2 separate regions of the Homo sapiens genome follow, and region 1 is linked to region 2. The links are chromatin loops, found by intact Hi-C in ENCODE. Cell type or tissue: PC-9. All regions are shown on one strand.

What was found. A loop is a pair of places that touch in the nucleus more often than their neighbours do. Peaks named below come from ENCODE experiments on the same cell type or tissue, not always from the same donor. Only the 100,000 strongest peaks of a DNase experiment are listed, where the experiment ranks them.
Region 1: it touches region 2 in a loop (6-fold over the local background); 19 of 110 quality-filtered maps call a loop at or near these places.

The regions. Positions count from the first base shown.
Region 1 is chr2:227,887,170-227,895,169 of GRCh38, reverse strand. It overlaps DAW1 (dynein assembly factor with WD repeats 1), which reads right to left. Exons shown (of 13, transcript NM_178821.3): 3 at 5,170-5,314; 4 at 3,857-3,915; 5 at 1,253-1,375. Among named protein-coding and RNA genes, the nearest start is that of DAW1, 20 kb to the right of the region's middle. In PC-9, CTCF peaks have their summits at 4,264 and 4,465 (motif pointing left); no DNase peak of the experiment used is centred here.
Region 2 is chr2:229,582,517-229,590,516 of GRCh38, reverse strand. It overlaps DNER (delta/notch like EGF repeat containing), which reads left to right. Exons shown (of 13, transcript NM_139072.4): 3 at 2,029-2,123; 4 at 4,493-4,659. Among named protein-coding and RNA genes, the nearest start is that of DNER, 130 kb to the left of the region's middle. In PC-9, CTCF peaks have their summits at 3,035 and 3,235 (motif pointing right); DNase peaks (open chromatin) are centred at 3,546 and 4,296; H3K4me3 peaks cover 920 bases; H3K27ac peaks cover 983 bases.

The DNA of each region.
Region 1 (8,000 bases), 1.7 Mb after region 2:
TGCAAGTGGAATGAGAACTTAAAGAACTTAAACATACGTGCAGAACAATCTGAGTACAGAATTTTTCTAGATTTTGACAGTGTGATTTCCAATTGAACATTGATCTCCTCCACAACTTCATTTAGTTGTGAAACAATTTTTCAAAGATTTGCCTTATTTATGCTTCCCTAGAAAAGACCAGCTTTCTTTTCACACTCATATTTTATTGGTTTATGTAATATTTAGTTAAATTACACGTTATGTTACACAATTACAATTGAAAGTACAACCAACATAAGCGCATTGGTTGACAAATACAACTAACTCTTGATCAGCTTAGAACCTAACCAGCAGGAGGAGGATGCCCATTCCGGCGGGTATGTTCACTGCTATAGATGTTCAGGGTGCCATGGGAATCAGCAGTGTGTCATGAGGAAGAATAGAAGACACTGTGCAATCTCCTGTTCATTATCTAGAGGTTGGTTTAAAAATACTTCTGTTGTACTTGGTATTGTTATTTAGCATGTTACCACACACATTTTTTTCCTGCCTGGCAAGACTGTAAATTAACTTCTAAATGAAGTAAACCATGCTGTGTGTGTCTGTCACATTCCCCCAGAGGCACCAGCCCAGAGCTGTGAACATCAATAGGCAGTGCCTGTCGGAACTCCCAAGGATTGAGAGTCAAGTCTTGCCTGAGCACGAACTCCAGCTCTCCTCTTTACTACCGTGCGATCCTTGGAAGCATATTTGAACCTTGTATTCTTTTTTTTTTAAGACAGAGTCTCACTCTGTTGCCCAGACTGGAGTGCAATGGTGCGATCTGGGCTCACTGCAACCTCTGCCTCCTGGGTTCAAGCGATTCCCCTGCCTCAGCCTCCCGAGTAGCTGGGACTACAGGCATGCGCCACCATACATTACATACATTAGCCCAGCTAATTTTTGTATTTTTAGTAGAGATGGGGTTTCACCACGTTGGCCAGGCTGGTCTCAAACTCCTGAGCTCAAGTGATCCACCGCCTCGGCCTCCCAGAGTGCTAGGATTACAGGCGTGAGCCACCACGCCCAGCCTTAAACCTTGTATTCTATATGCGGATAGTGATAGCTAACCCAAAGACCCTTTTAAGCTTTGAAGGAGGTATTTAAAAGGCTTCCAAAGCACATACCAAGCACTCAATAAATTTAGACCTCTTGTCTTCTTCCCTTTCTCCCCAAGCAGATGGAGGGATGAATAAATGAATTAATAAACAAATAAGTGAAGGGATGAACACACCCGTAAGGATTGTTGAATGCTATGGCATAAACCACATTCCTGTGGCCCTCCAGCGTGTTCAGCTCCTCTCCAGACGCAGTGTCCCAGAGCTTGCACGTCCGATCATAGCTTCCTGTGATAAAGCTAACACAAGGAATATAAACACGTTGCAGGGAAGAATGGCAGTGTGTTAATAAAGACTTCATGTTTTACCTGTAGGATAATAACTCTATTTATTATGCTGTTTGTTTGTTTGTTTGTTTGTTTAAGAGGGAGTCTCGCTCTGTCACTCAGGCTGGAGTGCAATGGCGTGATCTCGGCGCACTGCAACCTCTACCTCACAGGTTCAAGCAATTCTCCCGCCTCAGCCTCCTGAGTAGCTGGGATTACAGGCACCCACCACCACGCCTGGCTATATTTTTTGTGTGTGTTTTTAGCAGAGATGGGGTTTCACCATGTTGGCCAGACTGGTCTTGAACTACTGACCTTAAGTGACCCGCCTGCCTCAGCCTCCCAAAGTGCTGGGGTTACAGGTGTGACACACCACGCCTGGCCTATTATGCTTTTTACAATGGAAATCATGTGTGCAGAACAAAAAGTTAAATTGAGAACAATGTCTAAATTGGGATATATTCCATTGTTCCCTCCCCCAACCCCCACCCCACCCCCGAGACAGAGTCTTGCTCTGTCACCCAGGCTGGAGTGCAGTGGTGCGATCTCAGCTCACTGCCACCTCTGCCTCCGGGGTTCAAGCGATTATCCTGCCTCAGCCTCCCAGGTAGCTGGGATTAGAGGTGCGCCACCATGCCTGTCTAATTTTTTTTTTTATTTTTAGTAGAGATGGGGTTTCACTGTGTTGGCCAGGCTGGTCTCCAACTCCTGACCTCGTGATCTGCCCACCTCGGCCTCCCAAAGTGCTGGGATTACAGGCGTGCGCCACCACACCTGGCCTATATTCTGTTTAATAAACAAATGAATGGTTCCTTTAACATAGCTATTCTCCTACAGGAATAGTGAATAGAGTGTAATGTAAAATAGCAGCATCTTAATCATTCCTTCAATATTCAATTAAGAAAGAGACTTTCTTTCTAAAATATCTCTGAAATCAAAATATTGCTTCAAAAGTATAACAAAAATATATTTCCCCAGCACAGAAAACAACCCACAAAATTGAAAAGCCAGTCTGAATGTCAAGTGGTAACAAGAAAAGGTGAAGAAAAGTCTAATAGCGAAACTCAACTAAACAGGCAGGTTGACAAGACAAGGTATCTTTGATTCTCTCCTAGGTATTTTCCTTCTACCATCTTCTCCCACAGACTTCTTCTACCTTTGGACAGATGCAAACTCGCATTTGCAACTATACACATATATACTATAGATACTTTATGGGTTGAAATATATGCCCTCAAAATTTATATGTTGAAGTCATAATCCCCCAGAACCTTAGAATGTGAATGTATTTGGAAATAAGATCTTGCAGATATAATTATTAATAGTTAAGTTACGGCTGGGCGTGGTGGCTCACGCCTGTAATCTCAGCACTTTGGGAGGCCAAGTTGGGCAGATCACCTGAGGTCAGGTGTTCGAGACCAGCCTGACCAACATGGAGAAACCCCGTCTCTGCTAAAAATACAAAAAATTAGCTGGGCGTGGTGGCAGGCACCTGTAATCCCAGCTACTCAGGAGGCTGAGGCAGGAGAATTGCTTGAACCCTAGAGCTGGAGGTTGCAGTGAGCCAAGATCGTGCCATTGCACTCCAGCCTGAGCAACAAGAGTGAAACTCCATCTCAAAAAAAAAAAATTATTAAGTTAGGATGAGATCATGCCGCAGTAGGGTGGGCCCTAGTTCAATACATCCTTATAAGAACAGGCCATATAGGCACAGACATGCACAGGGAAAACCATGTGAAGATGAGGGCAGAGCTCAGGGTGATGCTTCTCCACACCAAAGATTGCCAGCAAACCACCAGAAGCTACAGGAGCTGTGGAACAGCTTCTTTCCCAAGGCCTCAGAAGGAACTGACCCTGATGACACCTTGACCTCTGACCTCTAACCTCCCCAACTGTGACACAATACATTTTGGTTGTGTAAGCCACTCAGTTTGTGCTACCTTATTATGGAAGCCTTAGCAAACTGCTTATTTTATGTCTAGTTTGTGTTTATTTTATGTCTGTAGGTCAAGACGAGACTTCTCCCTCATCTCTCCTACCTAGCACGTCAGCTCCCAAGCTGATCACAGCCATGCTCTCAACAGAGACTTGAAGCTGCTGTTTGCCATACCCCAAATCACTGACCTAGATGGAAAGTGCCTGCTCTGAATAGACTGATCACAACCAACCAAGTTAGATATGAGGCCACCCTGCCCGACTCATTCCTGAGTTGAGTTCTTCAGTAGCTACATTTGCTGAGAACCCAATATGCCTCCCATTCACTGCAGCACAAATACGACAGAAAACTCAGATTAGAAGAGTGGGAGAAAGGGTTTATATTTCTCCTCAGTATCCAAGGGAGTACTGAAATCAGAAAAATGAATATATTATGTACTTATCTAACTGGAATCTTTGATAAATAAACACAGAAATTTGTTTCACTGCTAAAAATTAGACATAAAAAGAGAATCTTACCATGAGCCCGATTTGTTAAGTGCAACATTAGTCAGTGGCAATATATGTGCTTTGAGAACCTTCAGTGAAAGAAAACACCATTTTTTAGACTCAAACCAAATTAAATTTGTTAGTTATAACTTCAAACCAATGAAGACATTCAATTTTTTCTTAATTATACATCAGAAACAGGCAATATCTGATTTACCTTTAGACAGTGCTATGTGGCATCTTATTGATAGCACTAATTTGTAACATTTTCTTTTACATATGGCATGTGGTTTTGTATACATGTATAAACTGGGTATGTAGGAAATACACTAAATATGTTTCAATAAAGATTTGACAATGTATTATGACTTTATGAATCCTGAAGCTCCTTTAGTGTCAGAATATGTCTTCCTTATCTTTCAATCCCTACAACATCTAACATACAGTGAATGTTTAATGAATATTTATTGAATGCATATACATAAATTGGACAATCTATTAAGAGTGATTGGCTGGGCTGGGACAGTCCAAGTTATGTCTGTTACCAAAATGTAACTATGAATAGCATCTACTTTCACCATCAAAAATGTTCCCTTTGGAGAATAAATTGAGACACGCTAGTTATACAGCTCATATTTGAAATTAAACAGTGCCACCTACTGGACAAAGAAATGTTACAAGACTATAACATCCTCTTCCAGAAACGAATGCCTGGATATTTTGTATCAGGTGAGTCTATAACTAATAATTATATGTTACTATCATAATTATATTTAAATCATAAAAGATAAAAGCAGTGTAATATGAAGTAATTCTAAGGTAATGACAAAGGAAAATTAAAAGCTTTCCTTGAAGTACTAAACGACTATATTTGCTATATTTAATCATCAAAAAAACTATTTAAAAAGCATATTTACATCACATTAAAATTATATGTCATACAAATAAATAATTTACTGAAATATGGTTTAGTTCACATGAAAGCAGAAAATACGAAATGTTGATTTGTCATAAAACACAACTTCTTAACGTTACTTTAACTAGAAAAAAAGCTTTAGTTATTCCATAACTTAAAACTATCTTAATAATAATAACCCTTTAAATTTATCATTATATGAAGAGCTGAAATCTTTATTTAACCTCTCAAGGAATAAGTGTTTTGGATTTCACTCATTCATTTAACAAATAATTATTGGGACAATCTTAGCAAACATATGTGAGGCACTACAATCAATCACTGACATGCCTTTTTCATGAAAAAATATTTTTAGGGAAAGAAAAATTAATAAAATATCAATCATTTCACTGAAATTCTTCTATCTGATTGTTTTTAAATCCATTACCTTAAAAAGATAGAACGTGTGATTGCTGTTCTGGCCGAGTTTCTCTTGCAACCTCTGTATCAAAAGTTTGACTTGCTCTGTTCGTGAAGCTGTGAGTAGAGGTTCTGCCTTCTGGATTTCTTCTACTAACGCACTGACATCAGTGCTGAAATACACCCAAAAAAGAGTTTCTTTTATTTTATGTCAAAATTTGCATATACCTATATTACATGAAGAATTGATTGTATTGCTTCATGAAGCACATTTATAAAATGTCAAAAACACCATTATCTTTCCCAAGAGATATCTGGGGGTGGGGCGGGGAGGATCATACAAATCAGTAAATAGATGATGGCAGGAAAGCAAGAAGCTTGGATTTTCTACAACATATTTTTCCAAAGCTAAGGCTTGTTTCATGGAGGGTGTGCCAAGAGTCTAATGTTCTCACCTAGTGTTGTGGTTTGAATGTTTGCGTCCGCTCTAAAATTCATGCTGAAACATGTTCACCAATGTCACAGCATTAAGAGGTGCGGCCTGAATAGGTAATTAAGTCACAATGGTGGAGCCCTTCTGAATGGGATTAGAAGCCCTGATAACAAGGCTTGACAAAGAGAGTTCATCCCTTTTGCCCTTCTGCCCTCTGCCATGTGAAGACGCAGCATCAAGGTGCCATCCTGGAAGCAGAGTGCAGCCCTCATCAGATGCCAAACTTGTAGGGGCCTTGATCTTGGATTTCTCAGTCAGAACTACGAGAAACAAATAACCCTGTTTCAGGTCTTTCTTTTTATGGCAGCACAAAATGAATGAAGACACCTAGGAAGGCCTAGTCCATACTAGTTCTGAACATGAGCTCTTTTTCTTTCTTTCCTGTTTCTTTTGAATGAACATGTATTGAATGTTCCCAGCAGCATACTTTTCACTTTACATATGTTCTCTTATTTAATCCTGTAACAATCTGCTAATGTAATGCTTTTATCATAATTATTTTAGAGATGAAGAAACTGAGGTTCAGAAAGATTAGATTTAAAATATTTTTAGGAAAAGAGAAAAATGCCTAACCATAAATTTAAAGCATCATAAGACTAATATTAATATTTATTATAGACTAAAATATTGTTTCCCTGAAAGATAACTGGTCTGAAAAATATACAGATAGATTCAAATTTTCTCTAGCATTCAAATAATTCATAGAAATTCTGAAAAATGTTGCTGGCACAGAATAATATTCGTTCAAAAAAAGGTATCAATGTATATACACCATGAAGCATCCAAAAAAGAGCCATTTCACAAATCATGTCACACACGTGTCCAGAAGATGCACTATGCAGATTCCCCCACCTTTAAGAAAGAATCAAGCCCAGAGTCAGGGTTGGAGCTTTGTTGCCTGACAGCTTCTAGCTGCAGCTCTTTCAGGCTGTACCTTGGCATTCCAGGCCAGGGCTGCCTCTTCTCTGGTGGCTCTCCGTCCACAGCTGAGCAGGGGCAGAGCAAGAGCCTGGCCGTTTCTCCCTGTGAGGCACTCCTCTAGCTGGCAAGTTTTGCTCCTGAGCTCTTCCAGATTGGCAGAGATTCTGTTGTCCCGCCTTCTTCATCGAGGTCAGATGGCTCCTCCCGCCTGATCCTGCTTCTGCTTCATGCCCTGGACTGTCACAAGTGTCACTGCCCAATAAACCTTTGACTCACCCACTTCTGTCTCAGTATCCAATTCCCATGAATGTGGCCCCTGATAAGTATCCCCCTCTTCACCTCATCAACAAACATTAAGCTCCAGTTTTGTGCAAGGCACCGAGCTAGGAACCTGCTCATTCAATTGACATTTATTGAGTTGGTACTATTGCTTTAGCACTGGGTGTGTAAAAGATATGGTCCCAGCTCTCAAGAAACATAATCTATTAGATTAGGAGTGAATATTTTGAACAAAAATGAACCAGGAACCATCCATAATAATAACTTGGATAAACCCTGAGATATTTCATTGTCAAAAAGATAATTAATTTCATAACAATTAAAAGGGTAAAAATGCCCCTTTGAAACGTTTTCAACAACTTATATAAAAACAGATTTCCTCGCAAGATCCAAATTAACCAGATAATCTACACGCTCCAACCCTGTAGGATTTTCATGCAATAATTCCAGCATGTCATCTATGGTGCCAGTGTTTTTACAGGCACAATACTTCCAGATTCTTGCACAAAACTAGAAATAAAATTCACACTTTTTTGAGACATTTATTTACTTTCTCATATCACCAAAAGGTCATGTTTATGAGTGGCTATGCCTTATATCTCCTCAGGAAAGCACAGCACGATTGAGTGACTATAGTTAATATGAAGACTTTCAAAGTGTTGAGTGCCTGGATTCACAGCCCACAAGTCCTTTTTGAAATCACCTAATAATTCATACTTCTTAGATATAAAAATCTGTGGTTTTGCAGAATGTCTAGCTGGAGGTTATTCTCTCATATAGAAGCTTATCTGTACCACTTGTGTGATGTTCTATGTTGTACAAGTTGTTTCTCAAACTAGACAAAAAGCCTATCAAGTGTAGGGATTATGAGTAATATCTTTATAGCCTCTTATAGAATCTAACCCAGATTAGATTCTTACATATGTGTTGAAGGTACATATACATAATTGCTGACTAAATAAACAAATGTCTCACAAAGAAACTTCCTGCATGCTAGCATCATCAAACAAATCAATAACATGTTCCATTTACAAAAATCACAGGTTGGGTTTGATATTAGGCCTCATCTTTTCTGAAAATAACAAAGATTGTTGTATTCAATGAAACTATCTGTGCCACTGTTCATTCTTTGATTTTAAAAAAATATCAATTGACTACCTTCTTTG
Region 2 (8,000 bases):
AGAGGGGCGCAGACATTCAGACCACAGCAGACCGCAACACTCAACTATTTTTTTACTGTTGTCATTTAGGTTCTATTTTTGGTACCTTGAAGTATTTCAATGGGGTTTAGAAAGAAGAAGCTATCAATGATTTTGACATATTTTTAGAATGCATTTGACAAAGAAACTTCCAAGTTTTATTTATTTTGGCAGCAGCAAATTCTATTTGTTGGAACTTCTCCTATCAAGTTTGAGTTTGGCTGTTTTATCTTCAAGCTCTTCAAAAGTCTTTTCAGTAGACTCCTAGAAGTTGACATAAAATAAATTTGCTGGGTAGAAGAGTTGGGGAACAAATCCAAATCATGAGTTTGAAGTGACACTGGGGAGTGTAATTCCATTCTATATCTTATACTTTATATGTATGACATCCATATAAACCTGTGTCGGTATGTTATTATTACGGGTTTCATCGTTTAAATGAAAAAAAAAAAAATAGATTTTTGCATAGCATGTATTAGAGTCAAGGACTGCATCTAGAAATTTCCTTTATTATAAAAGAGATAGTAGCATTTCTCCTTTTATTTTCTTGAGTAATTCTCACCAGTTGACCCACTTTTTTTTTTTTTTTGTATTACCACACAGCTTATGAAGGCCACATTCAGACTGCAGGGCAATGTTTTTAGCTTACCTAAAAAACTGTGAACTTGCTCTGATTTCAGGCTTTTAATAAATGCTTTGAAGTTATGATGTTAATGCTTCTTTGCTGGATGACTCAGTTCTTGAATGTGAACTAGATTTGATTCAAGTTTATCAAAGAAGTGTCCTTTAAAAGAAAATTTCTCCCTAACCAGCCATTTCAATCTATTTATTTAAAGTCATGTTATTTTACAGTTGGTAAGTGTAAAAAAGAAAAAAAGGAAATGCCTCATCTTCCTATATCATGGATTATTTCTTAGGCTGCTCATGAAGCAGATTTAAAGTGCCAGAGGAAGACATGTTAATATGTATGCCTAACCTGATGGAAACCAGGAGGCATATTATTATCCCCTTTCTGTGAAGTAATGATGCTTTGGAAACATAAAGTTATTTGGAGACTTAGAGGCTTGGGTAGCAGCCATCTGTCATACAAATTTAACAAGTTATACTCACATCTTTGAATATCAGTGGTGGGCTTAATCCATAGAATCTGATTGTAGGGCATTCTGGAAAATAAGATCTAAGTGTGGGCTGTGGAGTGAAATTGCTGAGAGTTTCTGTATTGTTCTCAATTAATTCTGTGATGATGAATACTTTTAATACTGCTTCATTTTCATTGACATGGGGGAGGACAGTAATTGTGGCATGAGGACTAAGTGCATAAATTGGCCAGGTTTATGCTCACTGGACATAGCTCAAGGTTTTGCAGTATGCTTTTTGATGAGCACAGTCCTCCCCCCACCAATTGATCTCCTTTTTAAAAAAATATACATCCATATAATACTTTTGGGAAATAATTTAAAAGCGAAGGTATAGCCTACAAGGAAAAAGAAAGGCAGCGTTCAAGCTCCCCAGCCTTAGCATGTGCTCCTGGACCCATCAGCACACAGAAGAGTCATCAGACCTGATACTGCATGCACTTTGCAAGTCGAAGGCTGGCTTGCCTAGTCATTAGGCTTTTACCTGCTGTTTGTAAGTTAGTCCTTAAAGTTGGCCTCCTGGTTAGCATCAGGTTAAGCATAGTGCAGGGGTCAATGACTGCTTGTTAAATGAATGGAAAATGAGCAGGGAGTGACATCTGCTTCCTGTCCTGCAATATCCTATTGATCAGTTTTAACAATCCCAGGAATTTGTAGATTGCTCTCAGGGAAGCTGTTGCATTTCAGAACATCAAATGACAAAGATTTCATTTTCTTTTGAGTTTGTAAGGCTTCACTTCTTCATCTCCTCTCTAGCCCTACCCCCGCATCATCAAAAGGGATGAAGGAAATTCAGCATGGAATTTTGCTTTATCACATTATGTTATACTATAAACAACCCCAATCATATGTCGTTTTTTTTTTCCCTTCCCAGGTGATCCCAGATATTGCCTGTGGGAATGCCAGTTCTAACAGCTCTGCGGGTGGCCGCCTGGTATCCTTTGAAGTGCCACAGAACACCTCAGTCAAGTAAGAAAATTCTGAGTTACAAACTGTTAAGAGTGATGCTATGACCTATAAGTGGGGTTGTGTCCATCCGCGGACCTGGTGTGTAAGTGGCCTGTCAAGTGAGAATCGTGAACAGATTCCACGGGTAGATGTGGCCCCTGCCATTTGAAAACTAGAGGAAGCGATTTCAGAGGCAATTACAGTGAGGGTTTTCAGGCTGGACAAGTGGAATTGAGAAATTGGACTGGATGAGTCTGGTGTGAGGTGACAAACCGTGAGGCCTTAGATAAGATCTCAGCCAGATTCCTTGTCTCCCAAATGCTTTGCTTCCCAAATTATTGGCCTCTTAAGATTTTATTGGACCATCAGTTACATTCAGATGCATACTTTGCCCCAAATTTAAATTCTACATATTACAATTTTCTCTTTATTTTTTATAATTTTTATTTATTTATTTATTTTTACAGTTTTCTCTTTAAAAGCAAGCGTACAAAGAGAGTGTTTTGTTTAAAATTCAAGCTATTTTAAATGACAGGGTCCATTGTCACCGGTGGGGAAGAGGGAGAGGCATAGGGAAGCAGTGCTGGTTGAGACCTGATATGTGTGGTGCTTTATATGAGGCTCAAGTCAGCAGGTGCCCAGGAGCACAAAGCTGGGGGTGGGGTATGGGCCAGTATTAGGGTGCCCCAGGCCGGCTGACAACCCCCCACTGCCCATCCTTTTCAGTTGCCATTGACTACCACCCTCCCCACACTTTCCATGCAACCTAAGGGGCATTTGCTGTCCAGTCTTTGGGGATTTTTAGAAGACTGGGAACACGTGGCCTGGTTAACCAATCTGTTGCACTGGCTCCCTTTTAAGGGGCCTGCGGGCACTGTAGGTCTCTTCCATGTATCCATCGCCATTTTTGTCTACCTGGCTTTCTAAACAGTGGAGTCCCTGAACATGTTTGGAAGAGGGACTTTGTTACATTGCTCTTGCACCCTGGGTCACCACAGCCTTGAACTCACTCTGGCAGGGGAAGAGCCTGGAAGGGCTGCTTGGGAATTCCTGGGCTCAGGAGGAACGCTCCCATCCGGAGAGGCGGGAGAGGTGAAGCCTGAGGCAGCTTCGAGCTCTACCAGCAGGGGGACCCCGGTCCTAAGCGTTTCTTTCACTGCTCAGACTACAGCTGAAACCCCTGCCGTCCTGGGCTAGTTTTAGGAGCAGGATCTCTAGTTTCCTTTACTCTTAAAACATCTCTCGGCCCTTTCTTGTCTAGATCATATTATCTTACCTTGATAAACCTTTCCAAATTTTCTGGTCTTCTATCTCGTTAAATGCTTTTGTTTTTTTCCTCTCAACAAACCTGCCATTCTCTGAGACTCCCTTAAGCTGCAGAACGGGACCGAATTAGCAGAGTCTGACTCAGACGAAGTGAGATGGGAGTGCCGAATGACCTGAGGGCACTGAATTCACTTGTGGGGGTTACTAGCTCCTTACGCTTTCATTTCCTCATGAATTTAGTCACTGATCAAAGCTTTACTGAGCCCCTGCTGCACGCCAGGAGCCCTGTGCTGGGGGAGCGGATCTGTGCGGAGTCTACTGTGATCTTCTCCAGGAGCACTGGGGAGAATGGGCAGCTGTTGGGATGTTGGGAAGTGGTCAGGAGTCTCTGGGAAGAGGTAATATGTGGGCTAGGAACACATTTCCAAGGTGGAGAAGGAGACAAAGCTTGGGAGGTGAGAAAGAACTGGGTTGGGGTAGCTCGTAGTAGCTGAAGCATTGGGCTGTGAGGAGAAAAGCGCAGGAGGGCAGCTGGGGTTGGGGTTGGGGTTGATGGGCTTTCTGTGACATCCTATTCTCTGTGGGGTGGTTTTGTGTGTTTTTTTTTTTTTTTTTTTTTTTTTTTTTTTTTTTTTTTTTTACCAAAAATGAGCCAGGGGAGGCCTGAAGCATTGGGAGGTGGATTGTATGTGATTGTGTGTGTGTGTGGGTGGGTGGGTGGGGGGTGTTGGGGAAAGGTGACACACTTTTGCTTATTTTGGCAGCATAACTCAGGTGGCTGTGTTGGGTTGCAGTCCACGTTTATGACAAATTTAAGCAAAACTCTTTTTATATTGTGTGGCTATGGAAGGATTTGTCTGAAAGAGAACTCAGTGTACTCTTTTACTGTTCATCAAAGTGGTTACTCAAAGGTGAGTTACCAGTGACTCATTTTGTGGTACACTGTGAACAAGTGGGAGTGTACGCCTTTACAGTGGACGCCCGCGTATCTGTTTATGCCATCGATCTCCTGGTACCTTGGTAGATGCACATACCATCTTTGTATTTATTTTTAATTTGAAGAACTGGTTCTAAGATGAATTTTTCTGAAAGGAGCTTTCTGTTTACATCATTCCTGTTTCCAGGATTCGGCAAGATGCCACTGCCTCACTGATTTTGCTCTGGAAGGTCACGGCCACAGGATTCCAACAGTGCTCCCTCATAGATGGACGAAGTGTGACCCCCCTTCAGGCTTCAGGGGGACTGGTCCTCCTGGAGGAGATGCTCGCCTTGGGGAATAATCACTTTATTGGTGAGTTACCAAAATCTTCTACTCAACACTGCATCTGATTCAACCCAACTTTGGTTTGGTGTTGAGACAGTAGGTAGGGAATTTTGCTCAGATAATCTGAATTCTATCCATCAATGCTATTTCTTTCACTTTGGTAAGGTTTTAGAATAAAAACTGGATTCTAACATAATATTTCTTTTTTTCTTTTTTTTTTTTTTGATGATGGAGTCTCGCTCAGTCACCCAGGCTGGAGTGCACTGGCGCGATCTTGGCTCACTGCAACCTCTGCCTCCTGAGTTCAAGCGATTCTCCTGCCTTAGCCTCCTGAGCAACTGGGGCTACAGGCACCCACCATCATGCTCGGCTCATTTTGCATTTTTAGTAAAGATGGGGTTTCACCACCCTGGCCAGGTTGGTCTTGAAATCCTGACCTCAGGTGATCTGCCTGCCTCAGCCTCCCGAAGTGTTGGGATTATAGGCATGAGCCACTGAGCCTGGCCCTAACATAATATTTCTAGTGTGGCTCAAAGTGGAAAGGCATGGGCTCTGGAATCCAGCGACTGTGTTCCAGCCCTGGCGAAGGCATCACAGGTGTGTGATCTTTGGTACTGAATGCTCTGGCCATCAGTTTTCCTTTGGAATCTTTCATCTGCTTCTTTTTCCAGAAATTGTGGAAAACTTGAGGTGTTGGATGTTGGTCTCTCAGGATAACCTTTGTTCCCAGTTGATTTTGGCCTGACTTAGGGCGTTCAAACACAGCACCTCACAGTGATTTGCCACTGCAGGGTCCCCAACTCAGAAGTAACTGGTGGGATTATAGCTCTCTTTGGGGCCCCTCTCCTCCATAACCACCCCTCCTGCATCAGTCACTTCTAACTTTTTACTCTCTCTTGAACTTGCTTCTGTAGTTTAACCTTCTCAAACTACCACGTGTCCAATTAACTGTTTTCTTTTCTTTTTCTTCTTCTTTTTTTTTTTTTTTTTTGGGACGATCTCAGCTCACTGCAACCTTGGCCTCCCAGGTTCAAGCAATTCCCCTGCCTCAGCCTCCCAAGTAGCTGGGACTACAGGCATGTGCCATCACGCTCAGCTAATTTTTTGTTTTGTATTTTAGTAGAGACGGGGTTTCACCATGTTGGCCAGGATGGTCTTGATCTCCTGACCTCGTGATCCACCCGCCTCGGCCTCCCAAAATGCTGGGATTACAGGCTAATTAGTTGTTTTCTAATTCCTCCGCTTTGGCGTAGAAATGGCCGCCAGAAAGAGAGACCCTCAGTATTCCCTCCCCGACCCACTGCCTCTTGCTTGGACACTTGGACAGTTCCCAGAGGATCACCTTTCCCCTAGTTTAGCATTCTGTGTCCTTTCAGTTGTCTTTGTTTCTCATCCAGCATATAGTACCTTTGGGGTTGGAACTTGGAACTCTGGTGCCTTCGTGTGCTGACATAATGTTCCACCTTGCAGCTCAATTCAAAGGCCTGAGCTCAAGTTTAGAATCTACCCATCCCAGTCCAATGCACCCAGGCAACTTCTTGCATCCTGCTGTTAATTCCTTCTCCTGTCTGACTATATATTGCAACCATCCTCACCTGGAGGATGGGGTAGGCATCCTCCTAGCAGCACCTGTCTCTCAGGGTTGTTTGTCAGCTTAAATTAGATAACGAATGTACAAGGATAATTGACAAATGTTAAGGATTATCCTAGGGCATTTTCTCTATTTTTTTCTGGTGTACACTAAATATTTTGCTAAATGGAAAATATGCATTTAGACTCACCCTCCAAAATATGATGCAAATATCATAATGAAGATAAAGGGATGTAAGAAAATGCTCAGGTCTCTATAATTTATATTGCACTTTATGTTTGACTGACCCTCTTCTGATGAGAAGTTCTTTTTTTAATCTTTGGAAGTCCAGCTGGGGGAGCAGGAATTTTACTGGGTGAAAAGAAGGTAAAGAGAAATTTATTTCGGGAATGAACATAGCTTGACAAAGAGACGAGTGCATTTCACTTCAGACTGGTGTTTGACTATCAGGATGAATGACAGATAATCAGAAATTGTGTGATAAAGACTTGTCAAGAATCAAATCTGAATTTCACTCCCCAATACATTTGAAGTAACTGTTATTTACTTCCATATCTGCTGTAAAGATTTATCTAAAAGGATGTAGTTTCTGTATTTTGATAGTTTTATTTTATATTGAATTTAAGTTTTTCTGTTTGGTATCACATGGAGCTAATATTTCAAGAAAACATATAAAGTATCACTACTCTTTAAAATGTCCTTAACGTTACCAGAAGATACTTATTTAGCATTCAGACAGTCTCTGACCTACGCTGGTTCCACTTAATGACTTTTGACTTTACAACAGTTTGAAAGCTATTAACATTCAGTATAAGCTGTATTTCAAGCACCCGTACAGCTATTCTGTTTTTTACTTTCAATACAGTATTCAATAAGTTGTATAAGATATTCAACACTTTATTATAAAACAGGCTTTGTGTTAGATAATTTTGCCCATCTGCTGGTCAATGTAAGTGTTTTGAGCACGTTTAAATTAGGCGAGGCTAAGCTATGAGGTTTGCTAGGTCAGGTGCATTACATGCATTTTTGACTTACAGTATTTTCAGTTTACACTAGGTTTATTGGGATATGACCTCACTGCAAGTTGAGGAGCATCTGTATAAGTTCATATTTTATACTACTTTTGATGGTAACATAACTATGACCTTAGACTGACATTGAGATTGAGGATGGGGATTAATTGAGATGGATTTTCCAGTATTAATGTAAATTTATTCTTTTGGGATAGAAGAAATCTTGTGAACTCGTACATATTTTGAGCTCATTTTGCTAATCAAAAATTTTGTGGAAAAAATTATCTTTGGATGAAACGTATTATTCCTTATGGGAATAATCTTTAAAACTTTGATATATTAGGTCAGGCGCGGTGGCTCGTGCCCGTAATCCGAGCACTTTGGGAGGCTGAGGCGGGTGGATCACGCGGTCAGGAGATTGAGACCAGCCTGACCAACATGGTGAAACCCCGTCTCTACTAAAAATACAAGAAATTAGCCGGGCGTGGTGATGGGCACTTGTAGTCCCAGCTACTAGGGAGGCTGAGGCAGGAGAATGGTGTGAACCCGGGAGGCGGAGCTTGCAGTGAGCCAAGATCACGCCACTGCACTCTAGCCTGGGCAGCAGAGTGAGACTCCAACTCAAAAAAGAACTTTGATATATTAATAACTATGTTAAGGAATTCTTTTCCCCAAATTATACTTTTGATTATGAGGAGAAAGCAATGATTTTGAGTAACATCCTTTATTTTGATAAACCATTTTTTTTTCATTTTGAAAATTTG